2 separate regions of the Homo sapiens genome follow, and region 2 is linked to region 1. The links are chromatin contacts, found by Hi-C in ENCODE. All regions are on one chromosome and are shown on one strand. The core of a region is the stretch at or near the end of the contact, and the rest is flanking DNA. Distances in the headings are between cores, read along the strand shown.

What was found. Hi-C counts contacts between places; a loop is a spot of excess contacts on that map. Pooled maps may share reads with other maps.
Region 2: a loop to region 1 is called in a pooled map, with 5 times the contacts of the local background. The contact joins two enhancer-like sites. A Hi-C loop is called at or near these places in 2 of 50 pooled maps.

What each region holds. Positions count from the first base shown.
Region 1 is chr12:673,326-678,958 of GRCh38, reverse strand. It overlaps LINC02455 (long intergenic non-protein coding RNA 2455), which reads left to right. Exons shown (of 4, transcript NR_187480.1): 4 at 3,940-5,633. Among named protein-coding and RNA genes, the nearest start is that of NINJ2, 13 kb to the right of the region's middle. RefSeq lists an enhancer at 5,393-5,492. Within about 2 kb of position 4,383, at least 10 of the 41 ENCODE cell types and tissues checked have a DNase peak (open chromatin) inside an H3K27ac peak, as active enhancers do.
Region 2 is chr12:1,421,620-1,427,433 of GRCh38, reverse strand. The region is part of intron 17 of ERC1 (ELKS/RAB6-interacting/CAST family member 1); the gene reads right to left. Among named protein-coding and RNA genes, the nearest start is that of LINC00942, 76 kb to the left of the region's middle. RefSeq lists an enhancer at 4,188-4,237. Within about 2 kb of position 4,418, at least 2 of the 41 ENCODE cell types and tissues checked have a DNase peak (open chromatin) inside an H3K27ac peak, as active enhancers do.

The sequences.
Region 1 (5,633 bases), core at 3,134-5,633:
GGTGTGTATGCCTGGGGGAGCAAGGCAGCAAGGAACAGAGGAAAGAATACAGGGAGAGTCGATGTCCACGACTCACGTGGAAGCCGTGGCTCTGTCCTTTGCTAGTGTTTGGCCATGGGCTCTTGGCGCAGCCTGGTCTGTGAAATAAAGGGGTACGCAGGGTCGTCCTGTGACCCATGTGTGACGACATTATAGGAAAACATTTGGAGAACACAGAGGTTCTGTCCGCAGGTTACTTAGTCTTAATGAGAAAAGGGCTTGACCTCAGCCTCTTGAAGAAGGTACAAAAAGAGAGAGAGAAAAGGGCACCAGAGGAGTGCTAGTAAAGAGCAGAAAGAGAAAAAAACTCCCAGCTGGGGCACAGTGGGAAGAGTGCATGAGAGAACAGCGTCAGAGCCTCCAAACACAGGGGCCCACCCATCGCCATCCCTTCCTCATTCACTGTGAGTGACCTGGGGTTACGTGCCTGCTGGGCCTCAGGAGACAGATTTGGGGGGAACACCGGACAGGCACTGTATGTATCTAAAGTCTAATCATGTTTTTTTTTAATTTCTTTTTCTTTTTCTTTCTTTTTTTTTTTTTTTTTTTTTTTTGAGATGGAGTCTTGCTCTGTTGCCCAGGCTGGAGTGCAATAGCACGATCTCAGCTCACTGCAACCTCCGCCTCCCAGGTTCATGCTATTCTCCTGCCTCAGCCTCTCCAGTAGCTGGGATTACAGCATGCACCACCACATCTGGCTAATTTTTGTATTCTTAGTAGAGGCGGGGTTTCACCATGTTGGCCAGGCTGGTCTCAAACTCTTGACCTCATGATCCGCCTGCCTCGGCCTCCCAAAGTACTGGGATTACAGGCATGAGCCACCGCACCCGGCCCTCTTTTTCTTTTTCTTTTTCTTTCTTTTTTTTTTTTTTTGAAACAGAGTTTCACTTTTGTTGCCCAGGCTGGAGTGCAATGGCCTGATCTCAGCTCACCACAACCTCCGCCTCCTGGGTTCCAGTGATTCTCCCATCTCAACCTTCTGAGTAGCTGGAACTACAGGCATGCGCCACCACGCCTGGCTAATTTTTGTATTTTTAGTAGAGACAGGGTTTCTCCATGTTGGCCAGGCTGGTCTTAAACTCCCGACCTCAGGTGATCTGCCCGCCTCAGCCTCCCAAAGTGCTCCGAAAGTGCTGGGTGCTGTGAGCCGCCGTTCCCGGCCTTTTTTTTTTTTTTTTTAGAGATAAGGTCTGGCTCTGTCACCCAGAGTGCAGTGGCATAATCATAGCTCACTATAATTTACCACCATGCTCAGCTAATTATTTTTATTTGTTTTTTGTAGTGACGGGGTCTTGCTATGTTGCCCAGGCTGGTTTCAAACTCCTGGGCTCAAGTGATCCTTTTGCCTTGTTCTCCCAAAATGCTGGGATGACAGGCCTGAGCCACCATGCCCAGCCTGTTATTTCTTATTAAATCTCTTTGCACAACATTGGGAGAGCTTGCCAGCAAAGGGCAGCAAGTCATCTAGAAAGACGCATTTTGATAGGTGGAAACTTAACACCAAACGAAGAGGGATTTTTTTTCCTGCCCCAGTGGTCCTCACTTTCTGTGGCCTGAAGCTTGTGTCCCTTAGCTGCTTAAATTCCCCAAGACTCAGCTGACTTCAGGGGTAAATCACTACCTTGGTGCTCTCTCCCTCATACACCTTGAAAGCTGAGGATTGTGTTTTGGTTTTTTTCTCTCCCTAAAAGGTAGCTGTACTCTGTCTTCCTTTTAACCACAGTTCCCTAGAAAATAAGAACTGTGACAAACAAAAGGAGATGGGTACAAGAATAGGCCTTACTCCTCTTCTCCCCCAGTTCCTCAGCCCCAGATCCCAGGGACCCTAACCATGGTTGCAGTTTTCGTTGAGGAATTAAGGCCTACAAAGAAAATCTAATGCGCAGTAACCTAAGCTTGACTCTTGGCTTAGAAGTCCCAGCTTCAGGAAAAGCCTACCCATTAGGTTCTTTCCTCATTCTGTTGAGGTAGCTCTTATGAGCTCTATTTTACACACATGGCTCCTCAGACTTAGAGAGAGTAAGTCAGTTTCCCAAAGTCTGCAGTGGTGCATAGTAACATTTTTAATATTACCTTCAGTACTGGCTCTGTTTTACATATAACTCAGTGATTGCCAAGGAAGACGGGGCTGCACACCCCCATAAGGGTATTCGAGCGTGTGTGTGTGTGTGTGTGTGTGTGTGTAAGGAGGAGGTTGAAACTTATATTCCATATAATATTATTTATGCTTGAAAAAGGACCCATTGCTTTCATTTTACAATGAAACTTTTACTTTTGTGAAAAGTAAATTGGACAGAAATCTTGACTGTCGGGGATCTGCAAAGGTATCCTCTTTAATGTGGAGGATGTTCAGAGCAGGGAGAGTGAGATGTTTATATTCTATTTATCAGTCGGGGGCTGTGGGTTAAATACAGCAGCCTAGCCTTTGCCAAGTCTCCACTGACCACGTGCTCCTGCTTTGGATCATTGATGTTTTGTATTTAATCTAATCTTGCAATGAAATTCTTCTCAGAGCTTTGTCATTTAGACTTCACTCTTTCTCATAAATAGCCGCAGTTTTTCTCCTCTGTTTAATAACAGAGGAAGAAAAAACAATCGTGATATAAAATGAAAAAAAATGCAATATAAGATTTTATGTATAGTATAATCTCAACTTTATTAATAATTTTTAAATGAATTTATAAAAGTTAATATGAGGGCCGGGCGCACTGGCTCATGCCTGTAGTCCCAGCTACTCGGGAGGCTGAGGCAGGAGAATGGCGTGAACCTGGGAGGCGGAGCTTGCAGTGAGTCGAGATCGTGCCACTGCACTCCAGCCCGGGCAACAGAGCGAGACTCCGTTTCAAAAAAAAAAAAAAAAGTTAATATTAGAGGGAATGTGCTGCAATGTTAAAAGCACAGACCTGAAGCCAGAAAGACTCAGGTATGAATATTGTCTCTGCCCTGACTAGCTGTATGAACTTGGGCAAGCTACTTAAACTTTCTGATCCCCAGTTGTTTTATCTGCAAAAATGAGGAGGGGGAAGAATTGTATTTATATCAAAGAAGCTGAATTAAATTATAACTAATTAAATGAAATACTTGACACACAGAGAACCCTCAATAAATGATCTTATTATTCTGAGTAGGGAATACAAAGAGCCCACTTCATGGGCACGTGACCACGCAGTCAAACAGGACTCCAGAGTGGGTTCAATGCTCTGCTGTGGCCTTCTTGAAGTTCCTCATAATTTGGGAACAAGGGGCCTAGGTTTTCATTTTGCACTGGACTCCGCAAATTACACACACACGGCACACACACAGAAAAGATTAAAAAGCAATAAACCAATTACATCAATTTTTTCTATTTTCTATTTTTTATTTTTATTTTTATTTTTAGAGAGTCTTGCTCTGTCACTGTGGCTGGAGTGCAGTGGCGTGATCTTGGTTCACTGCAACCTCCACTTCCTGGGTTCAAGCGATTCTCCCGTCTCAGCCTCCCGAGTGGCTGGGACTACAGGCGCCCGCCATCACGCCTGGCTAATTTTTGTATTTTTAGTACAGGCAGGGTTTCACCATGTTGGCCAGGCTGGTCTCGAATTCCTGACCTCAAATGATCCACCCACCTCAGCCTCCCAAATTGCTGGGATTATAGGTGTGAGCCACCACGCCCGGCCTACATCAAATGTTTAATAGAAATAAATAAAAACAAAAAGCAGTAAACCGAAATGTAAACAATGTTTAATCTCTGGATGGTTTTCTTTTTCCTTTTTTGTTTTTCTGGGGCGGGGGTGGGGGGTTCACTCTGTCGCCCAGGCTGTAGTGCAGTGGCACAAGCTTGGCTCACTGCAACTCTGCCTCCCAAGTAGCTGGGACTAGGCATGTGCCACCACGTCTGGCTAATTTTTATATTTTTTGTAGAGACAGGATTGTGCCATGTTGCCCAGGCTGGTCTGGAACTCCTGGACTCAAGTGATCCACCCACCTCGAACCTCAACTTCCTAAAGTGCTGGGATTACAGGCGCGAACCACTGTGTCTGGCCTCCGGGTGGTTTTAAGTGGGAACTTTTATTTCTCACACATTCTTCTGTATATTCTATATTTTCTACAAGAAATATATATTACTTTTCTAATCAGGAAAAAAAATGAATATATGCATGTGCCTTTACAAAACTGTTCTCATTCTGCAGATGAGTGAAACCAAGGTAACAGATGGGAAGGAAATGACTCACGTAAGATCACACAGCAATCGATGTCACATTATGACAATGTTCAGGAAACTGCATTTCCATTTTTGCACCCCACTCTCTTGGGTCTGTGTTACCCACAGCTTTTCTAACAAGAATCTCGTTGGCATCTGACTTGATCTGGGGACCTAGCACTACACTATGCAGAAGGGGGCCCCCCCTCAGAAGCCCAGTATCAGTTAGTATGTGCTTATCTGCAGGGGCTCACTGCTGTGGGAGTTTCAGAAGTAGAAGCCACAGTCCCTGTTCTCAAAGGCTTACAGATGGGTACTCACAGTTGCACATGAAGCAGGGATGTCAGTGCTGTTGTGCAGACTCTGAATGCTGTAAGAATAGCAGGGGAAGGAACTGGTTGTCAGAGGAGAAACCAAGAACCGTTGGCACAAAATCTTTTTACCAGGGTTGTTCACAAAAGAAAAAATGCTGGAAGCTCTGCTCCTTTTAATTTCCCCCAGCTACCCTGTGTAGGCACCTGAAGGTCAACAGTATGAAGGAGAAGGGGGTAGAAATGCACAAAATAGTTCTCGTTTTGCATATTCCATAGTTCATAGTATGTATTGAAGGTCTTCTTTGACAAACCCCACTGAAGTTTCCTGATTTCACCTTCACCATGGCTAAAAGCAGCAGCTCGCCCCCACGCTTTGATTTTTCCCTCCTGTACTTTCTCTTCCCCTTCTGTTTCTCTTGGTGAGGGGTCCAAATTGGAAACTTTTTTGTCCCACAGCCCACCATAAGGGTTCATTCTGTGAACCTATGTCTATTGCATCCCAGCTTACCTAACAGCTCTTTCCCCAAGAACCAAACTTTAAGTTCCTCTCAGCAGCACAGTAAATCTTCAGAGGCTAATACATGTTTTTTTTTTCTTGAGATGGAGTTTTGCTCTTGTTGCCCAGGCTGGAGTGCAATGGCACAATCTCGGCTCACTGCAACCTCTGCCTCCTGGGTTCAAGCGATTCTCTCACCTCAGCCTCCTGAGTAGCTGGGATGACAGGCGCCCGCCACCATGCCCAGCTAATTTTTGTATTTTTAGTAGACACGGGGTTTCACCATGTTGGTCAGGCTGGTCTCAAACTCCTGATCTCAGGTGATCCACCCGCCTCGGCCTCCCAAAGTGCTGGGATTACAGGTGTGAGCCACCGTGCCCAGCCCACAGACTAATATCTTTAAGGAACTTCTAGAAATCATCTCTGGCCGAGTCATCCAGGTGCAAACGAGAGGTTCTGGGCTGAGATCAAAGAGAACAAGGGGAAGATTCAGCAGTTACACAGCTGGGCTCATAGTGAGGGGATTTGCATGAATATTAACATCAGCTCCATTTACTGGGTTCTTTTACCCTGTGCCAGGCAGGTAATTTGCTTGATATGCATG
Region 2 (5,814 bases), core at 3,169-5,668, 750 kb before region 1:
GTGATATTCACTGAGATTGCATCGGGGTGATGGGATTATGGACGATTCTTTTTCTTTTCTGTTTTCCAAGTTAAGTGGTTACTGTTGACTATAAATCTCTCCTCCAATCCAACTTCCTCATGTAAAAGTTCTGATAGGCATCGAGGCACCCAGGTTTCACACAAAGAAGGCCCCCAGCAGTGCTTTACACAGTATGTGTAGTGTCTGCCAGGTAGAGAGCACACATTATAAATCTAGGAGATATGGTGAGACCTACTCCTTTCTTGTCTGCTTGAGTATGCTTTTGTCTTGATGGTCATCTGGTTCTGGAAGGGTCTGTCTGGGATTTAAGAACACAAAGAGCAGATGAAAGCAGGTCTGAGACACTTCTAGGCTGGTGTCCAGTTATCAGAGAAATTCTAGTTAAGAATAAAGTATATATATCTGCCTGTAGTGTCCCAGGCACTGCAGCTCTCCAGACATATATGTTCTAGTGGGCCACTAGAAGGAGGGCAGACACAGCTGTTTTGAAGGAATTCCAAAGGTTTTGATACTTCTATGGAGAAAAAATGGTTTTTACGAAAAAGGTGGAAGATGGAATGTGGCCCAGTCACAAACCACTCTAAATTATGAAGAAAAAAAGAACGACACATTGAATTTAGAGGTACAAAGACAGAATGGTAAGACAACCTGGGGTAGAATTAAGAAATAAAAGCAGCATTCCAGTGATATGATAATGTTGACAGAGCTTTCAAATCTGCAATAGTATGCATTACTATACCACACTAGACGAACTACTGTAGTCCACAAAACGTACAATATAGTTGTAGTCTAAATTTGGCAAAAGCTGTATAGTCTAGAGCAAAGATCCTAGAATTCTGGGAATTTCTGCAAGTTATTCAAAAGTAATTGAGTTCTAGAGAATATTAATGTTTAACAAAAGAGACTAACCCTAAAAATCCAGAAATCTGGTATCTTCCAATATTAGTAAACGACTACACCCTGCTCCTATTGACATTCCTCTAACTTACTTGTAAAGAATGTTCTAAAGGCCGGGCAAAGTGGCTCATACCTGTAATGCCAGCATTTTGGGAGGTTGAGGCGGGTGGATCACCTGAGGTCAGGAGTTCGAGACCAGCCTGGCCAACACGGTGAAAACCTGTCTCTACTAAGAATACAAAACTAGACGGGTGTGGTGGTGCACGCACTTGTAATCCCAGCTACCTGGGAGGCTGAGGCAGGAGAATCACTTGAACCCAGGAGGTGGAGGTTGCAGTGAGCAGAGATCGCACCATTGCACTCCAGCCTGGGCAATAAGAGCGAAGCTCCATCTCAAAAAAAAAAAAAAAAAATCTAAAAACTCCCTGTGTTAGACTTCAGATACTATGCAAAAGCTATATAGAAGTACATGGTGGCTACCTACAGGTTAGTAAACAACAGCTATTAATTGTATGGCAAATTATGGATTTACAAACTACTTTCACATTCATTACATCGGTGCCTCAAGAAAAGTAGGATAGTTATCATCACTTCCATTTCAGAGATGAATAAACTGAGGTACCAAGAGGTTAATGGATTACTTTGAAGTCTCTGACCCTGATTCAATGCTTTTTCTATTACTTTAAGTAGGTGTCTACATTTTTCTTGGATAATTCATGTTACGCAGAAAAACAGACATATCTGAACCTTGAGGAATTTAATAGCTCTGTGCATTAGGGCCAGAAAAATGATAGTTGATCCTAATACTAAGTCTGTCAGAAAAAAAGTAAGTTTGGCCATTAAAAGGATGTGCTGAAAGCTCTAAGTGACGTAAACAGATCAACATTGTCTCACAGTCATTCTGTGAAGCCGAAAACACACTGAGGAGAAATGACTGCGTGAGACCTTTGTTCACAGGGGAATGATGATTACTGTAACCAGTTCCTCCTCTGTTCCAGTCCTTGCTATGAGGAAAGGCTGCACAGGTACAGACAACTGGCATGTCTTAGGACAGTCAGAGATTCAGGAATTTGGGCTGGTGAGAATGCTGGTACTTAAGTTTGTTTCTCTGCTCTGTTTGTCAAGAGCTTCTACAAGTCTGTGGGGAAGGGGAAGAAAGCAGAATGCAGAAGAGGTCACCATCCACTCTAACAGGAAAATATTCCTGTCCCCACAAGAGATGTGGCTATGCCATCACACTAAAAAGTGCTCTCACTGCCAACTACCAAGCACAATCCAGCATAAGTGCCTACTAAAATTATGTATGTGCTTTATGTTCCAGGAAGCAGATAGTTTTGTTTACACAACAGAAACACAAATTTAAAGGAAATAATACTCCTGGCAGCAAAGAATTCTAACCCTGTTCTACTCTAAGCAGTAGCATGCTATTCCAACCCCTACTCCCCACAAAAAATTAACAGGCAACTGAACAATAAGAAAAGAAAAAAAAAGGTTCTTAGGTTTTAAGGATTTAAGAAAAAGCTTCTTGAGGTCTCAAGCCACTCTGACATCTCCCTGGCTATGCGTTAGTGAGCTATTATCGACCTGTGGAGTAGAGACAGATTATCTATCTATCTATCTATCTATCTATCTATCTATCTATCTATCTATCGATCTATCTATCTATCTATCATCTATCTATCTATCTATCTATCTATCTATCTATCTATCTATCTATCTATCATCTCAAGCTCTTCTCAAGACACACTTTCAGCAGACGGCTGGGTAGAGAGAATCACAGGCAATTACTTCAGTGTTTATTTCTTTTTCAAAGGTCAAAACCATTTTTAGTTTGTTTACTTCTAGGGATGAAGAAACAAGAGGAAAAGGGAGGATGACAGTGAGCTTCCTAAGGCTGCCTGGGTCTCTCCTGTCTTCCTGGTTAAGACACCACTGCCTTGAGGATCTTTAGAATTAAGAAAAACTACTCTTTTTTGCTTTTTTCCCAATGGTTCTTTTAGAGACATAAGAGACTACTCTTTTTAAATCGTGATATGAAGAAACCACTTTGTTTTAAACAGCTAAAGAACAGAATAGAATTGTACTTGTGTTGGTATACAGAGAATGAGCTTTGGTTCAAGCAAATATCAGGAAAGCAGTAAAACTGTAGCCAAAGGTCATAAGGTGTCGTATTTATGAAGCTGTCCTTCCTGACCTGCTCTAATTCTTCTATTACCCCTCTATTGAAAACACCTGACATTGTATGTTCAATCATTAGTTTTTTCTCTAAAGATTTAAGGTAGATTGCCTACTCATTCATTATGTCATTATGAGCTGCTTCTTCCTTCAATATTAGTTATTAGAAGGCTAGGACCAACGCTCAGTCAACCTTGGAGGTAACTAACTTCCTGAAGTGAGTACTATTTTATCCACAGCATCTCATCCACACTGAGACTTAGAAAATAGATTATTAAAAAAGAAACATACACACACACACACACGTACATACACACACGAAACCATATTATCTGGCAATCTGCCACCCAGAAAATACTAAAATTCAATATTCAACAAGTATTCATTGAATACCTATTACTTGTTTAACAATATTTACATCTACCTTTACTGTTACTTTGTAGTGCCCCTTGCTGATTTAAGACAGATAAAGTAGATTTCAAGACAAATGATATTTCTGAAAATCAAAAGGGATGTTTCACAGTGGTAAGAAGGCCAGTTTATCAGGAGTATATAACAATCATAAATGAGTCTGCAAACACAGCCAGAGCTTCAAAATACAATGTAAAACCTGAAATAATTCAAAGGACAAGCAGAAAAATCTCCGATTTTTGTTGGAGATTTGAATGCTTCTTTCTCTGCAATTAACAGACCTCTCCCTCTACAAAAATTCAGTGAAGACAGGGAGGATCTGACAGACTCTATCAACCACCTGACCCAGTTGATACTTACAGAACACTGTATGTGACAATTAAAGAATACCATTCCTTTAAGAGCACAAGTTATGTTCACTAAGATGGATCATGTTTTGGGCCATAAAACAACAGTCTCAAAAATGTAAAATAATTAAGACAATACAATGTATGGTTTGTGATCACAGTGAGATTAAACAGCTGTTAAAAGATAAACAAAGGCACGTTAAAATTTTAAAGAGTTTATTTGAGCAGACAACAATTCGTTAATCAGGCAGCCTTAGGCCATAAGTGGTGGGGGGTTCTGATGAAGAGACTGGTAGAAGACTTTTGTAAGGTGAAAGCAGAAGCAAGGTAAAGAAAATCTCTTATTGGTTAAAGTGGGGCAGTAATGTTTTTTGGATCATTCCAGTGGAAAGTCCCTGGTTAGAGGTTGGCCAGGCAGTTCCTGATCGGTTAAACTTGAGTATTGGAAAGCCCCTAGGTAGGGGGTTAGTTGGTGGTTTCTGATTGGCCTAGAATATGACTGTTTACAAAGAGTTGGGTTTCAGTTTGTTTATGTAGGAACTCAGGGCATTGGAGCTGCCTTAGCCTAACGGCCTCCCAACCAAAATTACGCTGAGTTTGAAATAGGTACATGAAAAAATGCTGAGCATCACTAATCATTTGCATGCAAATGCAAACCATGAGATACCATCACACACCAATCAAAATCGCTATTATTTAAAAACCCCAAAAAACAAAAAATAACAAATGCTGGAGAGGATGTGGAGAAAAGGGAACTCTTACACAGTGTTTGTGGCAATGTAAATTAGAACAGCCATTACAGAAAACAGCATGGAGGGTTTTCAGCAAACTAAAATAGAACTATCATACAATCCAGCTATGATACCACTAGGTATATATCCAAAGGAAAGGAAATCAGTAATCAAAGAGATCACTGTACTCCCATGTTTAGTGCAGCACTATTTACAACTGCCAAGATATGGAACTAACCTAAGTATCCATCAACAGACGAATGGATAAATGTGGCAAATATCTATACAATGCAATGCTATTTAGTGATTAAAAAAAAAAAGAATGAAATTCTGTCATTTTAGCAACACAGATGAGCTGGGAGGACAATATGTTAAGTGAAAAAGTCAGGCACAGAGAGATAAATACCATACTTTCTCATTCATGTATGGAAGCTTAAAAGGTTGATCTCATACAAACAGAGAGTAGAATAGTGATTACTAGAGGCCAGGAAGGGTAGGGGGAAGGGGAAAGCCAGGGGTGGGTTAATGAATATAAAATTGCTTTTGCAAGAATTATAAAAGTGAGAAAAATCTAACCTGACTCCATCTTGCTTCTAACGTCACAAGCTCACTCCCCTGCTCATTCCTGGGCATAGGCCAAGCTAACTATGGGAGGAATTTAGCTTATAGTTTAACTTTGAAGCAAAAATGATAATAGTCCCTCTGCAAGCTGACCCCCACGGGGGACTGAAACCATCTCTGTAAGACAAATGAAAGGCCACAAGGTTAGGATTATGGGAAAAGACTGAATTCTGCTAAGATGTAGGTGTAGTTAAATGATAACCAGCCATTGTTCCCTAGCTTATTTTGCCAGGCTGGAGTGCAATGGCATGATCTCGGCTTACTACAACCTCTGCCTCCCTGGTTCAAGCAATTCTCCTGCCTCAGCTTCCCAAGTAGCTGGGACTACAGGCACGCACCACCATACCCAGCTAATTTTTTTTTTTTTTTGTATTTTTAGTAGAGATGGGGTTTCACCATGTTGGCCAGGATGGTCTCGATCTCCTGACCTCATGATCCACCTGCCTCAGCCTCCCAAAGTGTTGGGATTACAGGCGTGAGCCACTGTGCGCAGCCCGTTCCCTAGCTTACTTTTCTAAAATTGCTTACTCATCAAGAGTCATGTAGCTGGAGGTTACAAAATTTGTAACTTCCCCAATTACTCCTATAGATAACATCACTGTTGTAAAACC